Regions from separate parts of the Mus musculus genome. Here all the other regions are linked to region 1. A link is a loop called in an ENCODE intact Hi-C map of the cell type or tissue named here. Cell type or tissue: left cerebral cortex. All regions are shown on one strand. Links, peaks and the distances in the headings refer to the core of each region. The heading gives the core; the rest is flanking DNA.

The links. A loop is a pair of places that touch in the nucleus more often than their neighbours do. Peaks named below come from ENCODE experiments on the same cell type or tissue, not always from the same donor. Only the 100,000 strongest peaks of a DNase experiment are listed, where the experiment ranks them.
Region 2: it touches region 1 in a loop (2.9-fold over the local background); 8 of 42 quality-filtered maps call a loop at or near these places.
Region 3: it touches region 1 in a loop (6-fold over the local background); 8 of 42 quality-filtered maps call a loop at or near these places.

What each region holds. Positions count from the first base shown.
Region 1 is chr15:34,236,285-34,240,660 of GRCm38, reverse strand. Laptm4b (lysosomal-associated protein transmembrane 4B) reads right to left here and starts at 2,635. Exons shown (of 7, transcript NM_033521.3): 1 at 2,239-2,635. The coding sequence starts at 2,337. In left cerebral cortex, for the core only: a CTCF peak has its summit at 2,604; DNase peaks (open chromatin) are centred at 1,810 and 2,588; H3K4me3 peaks cover 2,034 bases; H3K27ac peaks cover 982 bases.
Region 2 is chr15:34,041,184-34,045,559 of GRCm38, reverse strand. No RefSeq gene overlaps it. Among named protein-coding and RNA genes, the nearest start is that of Gm41290, 5.6 kb to the right of the region's middle. In left cerebral cortex, for the core only: a CTCF peak has its summit at 2,254; DNase peaks (open chromatin) are centred at 1,519 and 2,249.
Region 3 is chr15:34,441,402-34,445,777 of GRCm38, reverse strand. It overlaps Rpl30 (ribosomal protein L30), which reads left to right and starts at 2,502. Exons shown (of 5, transcript NM_001163485.1): 1 at 2,502-2,593; 2 at 2,701-2,753; 3 at 2,998-3,143. The coding sequence starts at 2,733. In left cerebral cortex, for the core only: a CTCF peak has its summit at 2,509; DNase peaks (open chromatin) are centred at 2,220 and 2,476; H3K4me3 peaks cover 2,108 bases; H3K27ac peaks cover 1,695 bases.

The sequences.
Region 1 (4,376 bases), core at 1,182-3,681:
GTCTGTAGAGTGGCCTACGCCCCTACCCCAACACACTGACTAGGACCAGGAAGAGACAGAGAAAATCCTGTGAGGTTTCAGACCTTCTTAGGGATATGGATTAGTAACGTTGGTGTCATTGTCAATGAACTGTACAAGTAACAAGTGGATCTCACATATGTGAATGGAATTTATTAGAGGGAAAACTCTAGTAGCCAAATCAATGTTTTATTCCTGAAAACCTTTGATAGTCAAGGCAAAACAACAACTTTTTAAAGGCTTAAAGAAATACGGATTATCACATGAGCTGTAACCAAGGACTGTAAATAAACCACAAGCTCTTAGCCTCTAATTTCATCCCTAGAAAATTAAATTTAGCTTACTGAACACAGTACATAGCATGCAGGACCTAGTTAGTTAGTAAAAGGGTAATACTAGTAAGCCCTAGTCAGTAAGCAGGGATACGAAACACAAAATTTTCATTTGGAGCGGTCTGCTTTTGACACACCAATATAGCATGGTTGGATACCTGACAACTACAGGGCTCAAGTATTTCTCTCCCGTAGATCATGTAGTACGCTGTGTTGGGGCTCAGTCTACACTGAAAACTCTTTTTATACATGACCACGTGGCAGGTGAGACAGGGTGAGAAGATGGGGGGGGGGTGCTTGTAGGAAGGAGAGGTAGGTAGGTACCTCATTTTTCCTTAGGCCTTAGGCCCTCACCATGTTGACCTTTTTAAATGGAAATTAAGGTCTTAGATAACAGATTTGTATTTAAAACTATAAGGGAACTCAACTAGTGAACAAGAAATTTTCAATAGGAATAGAAAAGATTTCTATATAGATGTGGTGAGTACCTAAGCTTTTCTGGTCTCCTTGGAAGCGTATGCCTCACAAAGGGCAGGCTCTTACAGGAAAGGAAGCCTACGGAGGGGGAAGTCTGCTTTTGACACACCAATACAGCATGGTTGGATGACTGCCAACAAGACTAAAGTAGATTTATATCTCCCGTAGATCATGTAGTACATTTGCCTAATGCAATGCCCTAGATTTTACCAACTGCATCCACTGAAGCCCTTGCAAGCCTGCAGATCTGAACACTTCCAAGGAGGACACAGACATTTGCAGCCCACCTTCTGCCCTGACTGGCCATCGATAAAAGCACTTCCTGAGGCCACTTTCCACACTCCAACTATGGTTTTAAATTCCTGTAAATTCCTTGGCTTTAAGAAAAGTCAGGGCTGAGCCAATACATTAATGTTCAATTTGCATTCACACTGAACAGCCAGAACCCACATATACCAAAGGTCTGTTGGAAAGCTTTTAAGACTAAAAAATTCTATTATGCGGCCATAATGGACCCAACTAAAGAAAACTTGAGACTATAAATAGAACTGTAACATCACGTGGAAGGGGAATGCATTGTTTAAAATGGCACAAGGCAGTTTACAATTCAATACTGAATATCTTTTTAAACTATCAAAGGGAGCTAAGAATATGTTCTAACTAAAAAGTTTTATATGCCACTTAACTACCACTTTCAACTACATTTCGTTGTTCTGCAGCAAGTAGCTCGGATCTCTCTAAAATGATGTCACAAAATCCAAAATATTGAGGAATCCGACTCAGTCCAAGGCTGCCAACCACCAACCAAGGGCAGCCAGCGCCACAGGGCAAGAATCCATCAAGCTAACTCGCTGCCCCAGAGAATCACATGTTTGTTCTTGACACAAATGTGAGCGCCAACCTGAAGGCCATTTTTAAAGAAAACTAAATTTGCCCGCCGTGCCTATTCAGAGGGATCACCTGTCCTCGGGCAGGAACCTGAGTGGTTGTTAAGATGGCTTCTCCAAGCCAACTGGAACACAGGCACACTTGGGTACCTTCCCTGTGTAAGAGCTTTAAACAGGCGTACGCAGGAAAATCCTCTCGAGAGGAACAAGAATTTCCCAACCGTTTCTGCTCGGACGCGAACTCGCGAGGGCGAACGCTGTGTAGCCGTGGTGCGTCCCGGGGGTGAACATGCCCGGCCCGCACCTCGCAGGGCCCGGTGCCCCACCCCCCCCCGCCCGGCCCCACATGCCCCCGCCACTGCAGCCCGGCTCTCCCCGAGAATTAACTTTCTAATAATACAACTTTAGGCGGATGATCGCGGGCGGCCCCCAGACCGACGCCGACCTAGAAGCGACTTAGTGGCGCGGGGTGAGCGGCGCGCGTGGGGACCCCGGGGGCTCCCTCGACGCCAGGGCGCGCTCACCAGGTACCAGACGCCCAGCAGGATGGTGCCGGTGCGGACATGGCAGCACAAACAGCAGCTGTGGGAGTAGAACCGAGTCCAGGGAGCGACCATCTTCATAGCTCCGGCGCTCGTGGAAGTTTGTGAGAGCGTCGCTCGCTTCGTCTTGGGTCCGCTGCTCCTGCCCCTCTCCTTGGCCGCCCCGACCCTCGGACCGCTCGCCCGACCCTTGGCTCTGCACTGTACCGAGAGCTCCGAGTGGCCGCTGCGACGGGACACTGGGCTCGAAGACCGCGGCGACGCTAGGAGGCAGGGGGGAGGAGAAGCCGTGGGTCACGTGGCCTGCCCGGGCTCGTGATGTCACCACCGGCTCCAGCCAGCTGCGGGCGCTGGGAGCGCTGCGCCAAATAAATGCTTCCTTGCTGGACCCTGAGGGAGTCTCCAGAATTTTCCTCCGGAAATGGGGTGCACCTTTGGTTAGGATTCAGATTCATTCCAGCTGTGTTTGCCTCACATCTAGCTTGCAAATAACCGGTGAATGCTGTGCTAGGATTGTAGTTATCTTGCAAACTGGCGGAAGGAAGGAAAACTGCTTAGAATGATTATTCCAGTCAACTGCGGTACTTTGAACCACTGCGGAACCCGCAGAGAGCAATTTATCTCAGCTTCCCAGCTCAATTACTTTAGTAGCAATCTTTTCCCAGAAAATAGAATGTGTGTCAAGGGCATCCTCACTGTGCTTCCGTGGCATTTTTAATAATGACTGAAGTTCTAGTAAAACAAAAACAAAAAAACAATTACTGCCAAAAGATCTATGCAAGTCACAATACACAGCGTTGAAAGAGCCCAGGCAGAGGACTAGGGTCTGGGGGCGGGGGATGTCCCTCCAGCTGCTGTTTTGGATAGGATCCAAGTTTAGCCTTTGATGACCACAGTGCTAGCTAAGAAGCTCTGATAACTTAAATTAAAAGTTCGTGTGAAGCCGGGCATTGGTGGTGGTGCACGCTTTAAATCTCAGCAGTCAGGAGACAGAGGCAGGCCAGCGTCTATAGAGCAAGTTCCAGGACAGCCAGTCTAGTCTATAGAGCAAGTTCCAGGACAGCCATCCTAGTCTATAGAGCAAGTTCCAGGACAGCCATCCTAGTCTGTAGAGCAAGTTCCAGGACAGCCAAAACTGCACAGAGAAACCCTGTTTCAGGAAAGGAAAGAAGGAAGGAAGAAAGGAAGGAAGGAAAGGAAGGAAGGGAAAAAAAGAGACCATGTGAAAGTTTTATTTCAGGATTAGAACAAGAAATAAAATGGGTTCAATTTGGCCGGTCAGTGGTGGCGCATGCCTTTAATCCCAGCACTTGGGATGCAGAGGCAGGTGGATTTCTGAGTTCAAGGCTAGCCTGATCTACAGAGTAAGTTCCAGGACAACTAGAGCTATACAGAGAAGCCCTGTCTTGAAAAACAACAAAAATTTAAAAAAGTTTTAAAATGGGTTCGATTTAAATTAAAGTACATGTCAAATAAGATGAAAGATGGTTCAAGATTGGTTAGTTTCACAAAGACGTGCATCTACCACACTCTAGTTTAAACTTGGCTTCTATTCCCAGAGATACCACGTGTAGGTCCTTGAGCAAAGATACAAGCAGGATAACTGTTGTGGGAGGAATTGGAAAAGCTCGGTATTTGTTTCTTTTCTTCGTAACATTAAAGATAATTTTCTCTCTGGGATTGTCTATTGTTAGTTATGGGCTGGGGCTTTCCTCTCATGTGGAGTGTTATCTCAGGATGCAGGAGGCTCTGAGCTCCATCCTCAGGGTTGCAAAAAGAGTATATAATTATGCCCACAGCCATTAGTGAACAAAACCACAAACATTAGTATTCAGGAAAGGGATAGTAATACAGACTGAGGAATACTGCATTGAAAGACTCTGAAAATTCAAAATTAACATAGATACTGCCCTCTCTCTTCTTTTCCCACAAAGATTTCAAATTTATTAAGCAAATGACACATTGATTCAGATGAATTTTATATTTCAGAAAATTTACTATTCTAGATATGAAGTCACAGTAGCCAAATTGCTATAGATTTTAAAATATAGAATAGACACTAGCTGAAGAAAATGTGCGCAGGTGAAGCTTGGTAGGTAAACCAAACAGCTACAGGATCT
Region 2 (4,376 bases), core at 1,108-3,607, 200 kb after region 1:
TTCCGTACCTGTGCTTAGCGTCTGAATGTACAGCATCACCATCAGAATTTCCTCTGAAATGATCACAAAACTGTGTGCTACTATATTAACCAGATCTCAAAACAATTCCATATTTTTTCCTAGAGAGTTCTCATGTTCAAATACATACATACATACATTCATACATACTTATATATGTTACTTTTAAAAGGTAATGAGAGGTTAAGCATGGTAGTGCATACCTTTAATCTCAACAGAGGCAGGGGAATTTCTGTGAGTTTGAGGCTAGCCTGGTCTACAAAGTGAGTCTAGGAAAGCCAGGGCTAGTATACAGAGAAACCCTATTTTGAAATAATAAATAAAAGGCAATGAGATTACATACTATTGGTAGCTAAAAGCTACTGAGAGCTTGCTATACTATATGTCAGTATGTCAGATACTGTTCTTGGGCCCTTTCCTGGAGACCCCATGAAATCTTCACAATAACATGGTTAAGTGGTATTATTTATTTTAGACAGCCTCACTAGCTAATCCTGGCTTCCTGGAACTCAAAGAGATTCCCCTCCTTCAGCCTTCTGAGTTCTGTGATTAAAGGTGTGAGCCACCCAAATCAGTGTCCTGTACTTTTTTTTAAAGATTTATTTATTTATTTTATGTATATGAATTCATTGTAGCTGTACAGATGGTTGTGAGCTTTTATGTGGTTGTTGGGAATTGAACTTTTTAAGACTTCTGCTCGCTCTGGTCAGCCCTGTTCTCTCTGGTCAACTCTGCTTGCTCAGCCCCTGCTTGTTCTGGCCCAAAGATTTATTTATTATTATAAATAAGTACACTGTATTTGTCTTCAGATGCAACAGAAGAGGGCGTCAGATCTCATTATGTGTGTTTGTGAGCCATCATGTGGTTGCTGGGATTTGAACTAAGGACCTTCTGAAGAGCAGTCAGTGCTCTTTTTTTTTTTTTTAAAGATTTATTTATTATTATATGTAAGTACACTGTAGCTGTCTTCAGACACACCAGAAGAGGGAGTCAGATCTTATTACAGATGGCTGTGAGCCACCATGTGGTTGCTGGGATTTGAACTCTGGACCTTCGGAAGAGCAGTCGGGTGCTCTTACCCACTGAGCCATCTCACCAGCCCGAGCAGTCAGTGCTCTTACCCGCTGAGTCCCTCTGTACTTTTAATATATAAAAATATGTTAAATTATTAAAAATCAATTGACTTTGCATGTTAGTACTTTGTAATCTGCCTCTACCTCCCTCCCCACACACTTAAATTAGGATGTAACACATCTTCTTTCATGTCAATACAGATCTTACTACTAATAGGGTACAGTGTATGGAAGTGGCCCTGAAGCTCTCTCTGCACTTAGACTTTGCTATGCCTAGATGCTCTTGCTTATGTGTGAGATTGACTGGGCCACTGGTTCCACATTAACATGTGTATGGAGTTATGCATTTAAACCAGTGGAATGGAAGCCAGAATGCTCTAACAGGAGCCTCACCTAAGTCACCAGAGACTTGATTAGAACAAGCATGATGGGACAGGAGGTGAGTTTTGTCTATGTCTTCCAGTCAGGACACTTAGCTAATCTTGCTTTCACACATGAACTTTGGAGCTTATACCAACAGCTGTCCTGGCTCTCAGGCAAGGAACTTTGGAATCCTTGGTCTCTGTGACTCATGGGACTTTCAAGCTATTATAGTTATGTGAGTCAGTTCTTTACCAAATCTATCTACTATGAATGCATGTGTTTGCCTGCCCATCCATCCATCCATCCATCCATCCATCCATCCATCCATCCATCAATTATCTACCTATCTTTCCTTGATCTAGTTACTATCTAGCAAAGTGATTCTGGTTTGCACTAATGTTGATTCTTTAGACATCCCAAACTAATAGGTCTTTTTATATTGTTAGTTTTAAAATACTTTAATTTTGATATTTTGTGTGTGTACATGTGTGTGTTGAGTGTTGTGTGTGTGTGAGTGTGTGTGTGTGTACATGCTGTACCTGAGGGCTCCTGAGCTGAAGTCAGAGGATAACCTTCAGGAACTGATGGTCTTTCACTGTGGGCTCCAGAATTTGAACACAAGAGGTCAGACACTTTTACTTGTAGGCCAAGCCCCTAAAAGAAGTTTGGAGTTAAGACCTTTGTTGTTGTTTTGAAATCACTGTGAAAAAGACCCTTAGTGAACATTCACCAGCATTGGGCTCTAAGGTTTGCAAGTCAGCCTTGAAGGGAACCACTGGTCCAGCTCCTTGCTGCCACTCAGTGGCATTTTTCTACATTGCAGTTAGAAACTTCTGTGCTCTTTAAAGGATCCAGGAAATGGCCATAAGCAAATATTCTGTCTCTGTCTCAGTCTCTCTCTCTGTGTCTCTCCCTCCCTCCCCACTCTCTATTTCCCACTTCTTCTTTTCTGTCCCTCCTCTCCGTCCTTCCCTTCCTTTCGCCCTCCCCTTCTCTGTCTCTCTTCCTTCCTCTCTCCCTCTTCCCTCTCTGTCTCTCTCTCCCTCCCCCTCTACTGTAAATAATAATAATGTAACATCAGATCAATTCATGGCTTATATTATCCCCCGAGGATAGATTCCTCGATTGCTATCACTTGACAAAAGGTGTGAACATTAAACTTTGTCTTATAGATATAACGTATAGTATACATGACAGAGTGAAAAATGCATTAAAACATAACAAGAAGAAAATGATTTTAACTTAATTAGCTATCCAAACCACTTATTTATTTATTTATTTATTTATTTATTTATTTATTTATTTATTTATTTTGGTTTTTTGAGACAGGGTTTTTCTGTATAGCCCTGGCTGTCCTGGAGCTCACTTTGTAGTCCAGGCTGGCCTCGAACTCAGAAATCCACCTGCCTCTGCCTCCCAAGTGCTGGGATTAAAGGCGTTGCCACCACGCCTGGCTCCAAACCACTTTTAAAGTAGCATTTAGAAGCATTTAAATAGGAGCTGGTGAGATGGCTCAGTGGTTAAGAGCACTGACTGCTCTTCTGAAGGTCCTGAGTTCAACTCCCAGCAACCACATGGTGCCTCACAACCATCCATAACAAAATCTGATGCCCTCTTCTGGGAGTGTCTGAAGACAGCTACAGTGTACTTACATATAATAAATAAATAAATAAATAAATAAATCTTTAAGAAAAGGAAGCATTTAAATATTTTTAAACTTTGTGTGAGGGCTGTGTATGGGAACATGTGTGAGGTCTGTGTATGGGCACATGTGTTGATGTCTGTTTATGGGCACATGAGTGAGGCCAGAGGGTGCCTTCTGGGAGTTGGTTTTCTACTCACTGTGTGGGTTCTAGAGATCAAACTCAGATGGTCAAGGCAGCAAGCGTCTTTATCAGTTGAGCTCCTTTGTGGTTTAGGAAGTTGATCGTAGGACTTTCCTGTGTTGCTTTCCTAGCCCTGTTTTAACACTTTTTTTTTTTTTTGAGACAGGATTTCTCTGTGTAGCCCTGGCTGTCCTGGGACTCATTCTGTAGACCAGGCTGGTCTCGAACTCAGAAATCCGCCAGCCTCTGCCTCCCAAGTGCTGGGATTAAAGGTGTGTGCCACCACTGCCTGGCTCTGTTTTAACAATTTAAAGAATAATATGGACTTATGGGTCTATAGTTTAATAGCTTTGTACTGCCTGGATTACTGGTTGCTCTATGACCCTCTAGCTCATCTTTGTCCTCTTCCTTCTGAAAGACCCACAAAATGAGGACTCCCCCATGTTCTGACTCAGGAGAGGCGACAACCTAAATCACTCACAAGAAACGACCTTGATGCAAACCACAAGAGGAGTTTTTATTCCAGGCATACTCTGGGGCCCACAGTCGTACATCAGCAGGGGTAGAGGACCAAGGACCACGAGTGCAGAATTGGGATAGCTTTTATGGAGTTACAACAAAGCCCGTGCTTCACAAACCAATCATGTCACAGCATCAAGAGCTCGTGCAGTGTGGGTCAATCGATTTGTACCACTCCATAGTTTCTAGGCCAATCATTTTAAATCATCAAGTCCACGCTCCGAGGGCCAATCAGTTTCCTTTAGCCTAGGAGGTCCGAATTTGCTTGGGTTCCTGGGCGGGGGGGGGGTGGGGGGGGTGGGGGAGGGAGCTGGGGCCTTGAATCAAAGTTTCAGTGTATAATCTTTCCTTCTATGGTGCAAGCAATTTACAGAAGCTAGATAAGTGGTTAGTTAACTCATTTCCTGTTCTCTTACTAGGCTAGGATCACAGAAAGCAGGCCCTGGAGCAGCAAGAAGTGTGACCTTTTACTTATATAATGGCAGGGAGCAGGGTCTGGAATTTGTGGTATTTAGGGCTTCTTAGGAGGCTAGAGTTGGGGCTGTATTTTCTATCCTTTCACTTCATCTTCTTTTGA
Region 3 (4,376 bases), core at 1,108-3,607, 210 kb before region 1:
TGGCACCCTTTCGAATTAATACTTATAATGTCCATAACAATTTCTTCACACAGCACTAAGACTTACACTGTATCTTACTTAGTATGACATTAATTCTGAGGGTACAGTATGGTTCATTTTAAGTGTCTACCAGAAATATTTGAGAGTGGGGGAAGGCAGGCAGAAGATTCATACTTGAATGTCTAGTATGAACAGGAGGCCCTCAACACTCCCAAGCTGCACCTGAAGAGAACTGTATTGCACAGTGCTCTTAAGCAGACATTCCATTTCATAATCAGAGGACAATCACAAACAAAACAGGTCAGCAGAGGGCTGGAGAGATGGTTCAGCGATTAAGAGCACTGACTTCTCTTCCAGAGGTCCTGAGTTCAATGCCCAGCAACCAAATGGTGGCTCACAACCATCTGTAATGGGATCTGATGGCCTCTTCTGGTGTGTCTGAAGACAGCTACAGTGTACTCATATAAATAAAACAAAATCTTTAAAAAAAAAAAAAATCTCCAGGCGTGGTGGCGCATGCCTTTAATCCCAGTACTCAGAAGGCAGAGGCAGGCAGATTTCTGAGTTCAAGGCCAGCCTGGTCTACAAAGTGAGTTCCAGGACAGCCAAGGCTATACAGAGAAACCCTGTCTCGAAAAACCAAACCAAAAAAAAAAAAAAAAAAAAAAAAAATCCCAAACAGGTCAGCAAAGCACAGGATTAAAAAAAGGGGGGTGGGTGGGGTAAGGGTAGCATGTTAAACAGCAATGTCACAACTCCAATCTAGGCTTATTGCTTTGAATTTAAATCATATGAGCTATTTGTTAAAGTTCATTTAAAGTTTACTATGTTTACAAAACTGGATTAATAGAAGACAATTAGCTGGATTTGTACCATCCTAAGTACTTTATGCCTAAATGTTAAAGCAAAGAGTATGGTAATTGAACACTACCGTTTGGTCAAATTCACATTAAAATGGGCCACAACAGTTGAATAAATTTTAATGTAAAATTTCTGGATTTTCTGAGTTCGAGGCCAGCCTGGTCTACAGAGTGAGTTCCAGGACAGACAGAGAAATCCTGTCTCAAAAGACTCAACCAAAACAAACAAAAACCAAAAAACCCTAATTTGCAGGCCTGGTTCTATTCATACTTCTGTAATACACTAGCTGTAAAAATGTGAGAATAACACAGTTACTATCTCATAGAGTGTGTGTGTTGGCTAAGTAATATGTTTTAGTTTCCGTTTTTTTTCTTTTTCCAAAAGATCAACTCACAGAGATTGCCAGCTCCGGGTGGGATTATAGGTATAGATCATCTCGACCCGCATGACTCATGGATGTTTTTAAAGTTATTTTAATTAAGGGGAGGCAGGGTTGTTCTTCCCTTTCCTAACCTCCAGGGCAAAGTAACTCACCATACAGCTTACCTACTACCCTGGGTTTCCTTTTTCATGCTTATATAAATTTGGTGGCACAGGTGCTTGTGCAGTTGGGCAGAGGTCACAGGTCAACTTCTGGGTACTTACTCGGTAGTTGTCCACCTTATTTTTCACAAGATCTTTGAGACCTGGAGCTGACAGGTTAGACTAGGTTGGCTGGCTAGCCAGCCTTGGGGAATCTGTTCCACAAATGGAGTTACAAGTGTGCACAACCATGCCAGACTTTTGGGGGCTGGGGATTGACAGAGAGGTTTAGGCATAAAATGCAGGTCCCCACGCTTGCAAGGCAAGCACACTTTACTGACTGAACAATCTCAACAGCCCTGGGTTTTCGTTGGTGCTAGTGCGTAAATAGTAGAGGCTTTCAAGGTTTTTTTTTTTTTTCCTTGAATGCTACATTTATACAACGGCCCAAGTTTCGTAGCAAAATGATTTTTTAAATTATTCGTATTGCGACTATTTCTTTACTTCTGTATACGTATGTGAGCATTCAAGCGCAGGCCAAAGAAAAACCTGCTGGACTTGGCGCTCCCCTCCCACCACGTGGGTTTGGAACTCATTCGTCTACTTAGCGACAAGCGCATTTACCCGTCAGCCACTTCACCAGGTTTTTTTTTTTTTTTTTTCAATTGTGGTCCCTGTGCAAAGTAGGCTCCCAAGTACACGGTATAAAACCGCCGCAAAAGGGGTGTGTGTCCTACGGAGCGGCAAACAGGAAGATCAGCGGCGGGTGGACAGAGATGCCTCCGCTCCTGGTGAGCAGTCACGGGGTAAACCGGCGGCCCGGGGTCCTTCCGGAGCACGCCCAAGACAACGTCAGGCGGAGACCAGCCCAGGAGAGGCCAGGTCGCTGCCGCCTCGCCACGGAGCCCTGGGCCTCGTCGTCAGCTCCCATCGAGCTCCGGCTCTCCGCGGTGTCAGCCCGCTGCAGCAGAACAAACGCCCAGAACCGAAGGCCGGAGCCCAGACGCCGCAGCAGCCCAGCCTGCGTTGTAACCCGGTCCCCATAGCAACCAACTACCGCAGACTACTCTCGCAAGCGCTGTTCTGCTTGTGACCCGGACCGGCTTCTCTTCCGCTTCCGGTCCCACAATCCTCTGTCGGCCTAGAAGAGCTTTGCATTGTGGGAGCTCCTTCCTTTCTCGCTCCCCGGCCATCTTGGCGGCTGGTGTTGGTGAGTGAGCTCTGCGGGGTAAACGATTAGGCGGCTCGGGGAGCTCCGCTAGCTGGTGTTTGACGCTCTGGATTATAATCCTCTCTTCTGTCCTCTGTGTATGCTAGGTTGGGGGTTGTCCCGCACCTAAGGCAGGAAGATGGTGGCCGCAAAGAAGACGGTGAGTGAAGCCGATCGGGCCCGGAAGCCGGTTCACGTGGAGAGCTGGGTCGGGCCGGGGCGGATAGATTTGAGCACACTGGGTGGACGACTTGTCGCTGACGTTTCAGGGTCTCAAAGTGAATCCGAGAGGCTCTTTGTATGGTCTCAGACATCATGAAAGGGTTCAGTTCCAGAAATCTGGAACTGAGTTTGGTTTTAGATGACTGCAAGTGGTGTTCAAGTCTCAAACGTTTGCATTGTAGAAAAAGTCTCTGGAGTCGATCAACTCTAGGCTCCAACTTGTTATGAAAAGTGGGAAGTACGTGCTGGGCTACAAGCAGACTCTGAAGATGATCAGACAAGGCAAAGCGAAGTTGGTTATCCTTGCCAACAACTGTCCAGCTTTGAGGTAATGGAGGGAACCTGGATGTGTGCAGCCTATTGTAAATTCACTGTGCAGTATCCAGCATTGGGAAGAAGAATAATGATGGTTGCTTTCTGATGTTTGGACCTTGCTTTGTGTGTGTTTTTTGTAAATGTACCTTTGAGGCACGTTGTGTGACAGGAGGTATACAAATGATACACGCAGACTGGGGGAAGCCCGATCCCGAATTTTTCAAGGTTTGAAGTGTTAACACTCCGCTTCATGTGCCTGTTTTAGTTTAGAAAAATTCTGGCTGGATTATGGAGGTGATGGTATCATGAAATCACCTATTTGGCAGGGTCCAATTTTCTGAACACGTTCATTCTTGATTAACTATTTTAACTCGAACCTAACAAGTATTTTAAGTAAGCTGAAGAAGCTTGTGTAGTATACGCTCCTTGATTTTTCTATGGCAATTGTACACCTCTTCAGCCTTTTATGTAGGTGTCTATACTTAGTGGCAGAGTTTGGAATGTTTGGTCTTATTTTAAACCTTTGCCAGTCGATTCATAGTGGCAGCGTAGACATTCATTACTAAATTACAAGCTCAGACTCAGTGGGTCCAGGCTGGAGCTTCAAGTTCATTTCTCATAAGCACTTTGGAGCACTGTTGGTATGTGGGGCCACATTCTAAGCTCAAGGTTCTGTGGAACTTTCAAATCTTAACAATTTGTATCCTTTAACTTGGCACTGAAGTATTTATTTTTTGGGTAATATTATCAGCAGCCCTTATGTAGTATTCACTGTATAGTAGGTGGTTTAAGAGGGCTTACTTTTTTAGGTTTCTGACCCTCCACTCCACCTTCCTATTATTCTTTGCCTTCGTTTGATTAAAATGGAGTATATACTTGTTGCTGACACGAGATTCTCCTGGTGTTGTGAGGTGGCTGATGTGAATGCTGGAAACTGAACTTTCTTAAGAGCAGTACAAGCTTTCAGTGAACCATATCTCCAGGCCAGCATTGGCTTTTTTATGTCTATTATACCCTTTTCTAGTTTTTAAGTAACTTACACATTTTAAACTTAGTAAATTGAAACATGAATACAATGTACTTTAATATTGGATACTACCTCCAAAAAGTTAGGTATTTAATTATCACAATACACTAGTAAAGGATCCATGATAATCAGGACAGCTAGAATCTTTTTTAAGAGTTGGAAGTGATTTAGTTACTGTTAAAAAGGCCTCACCAATTTGTCACAAGTCTGTCAGTACCT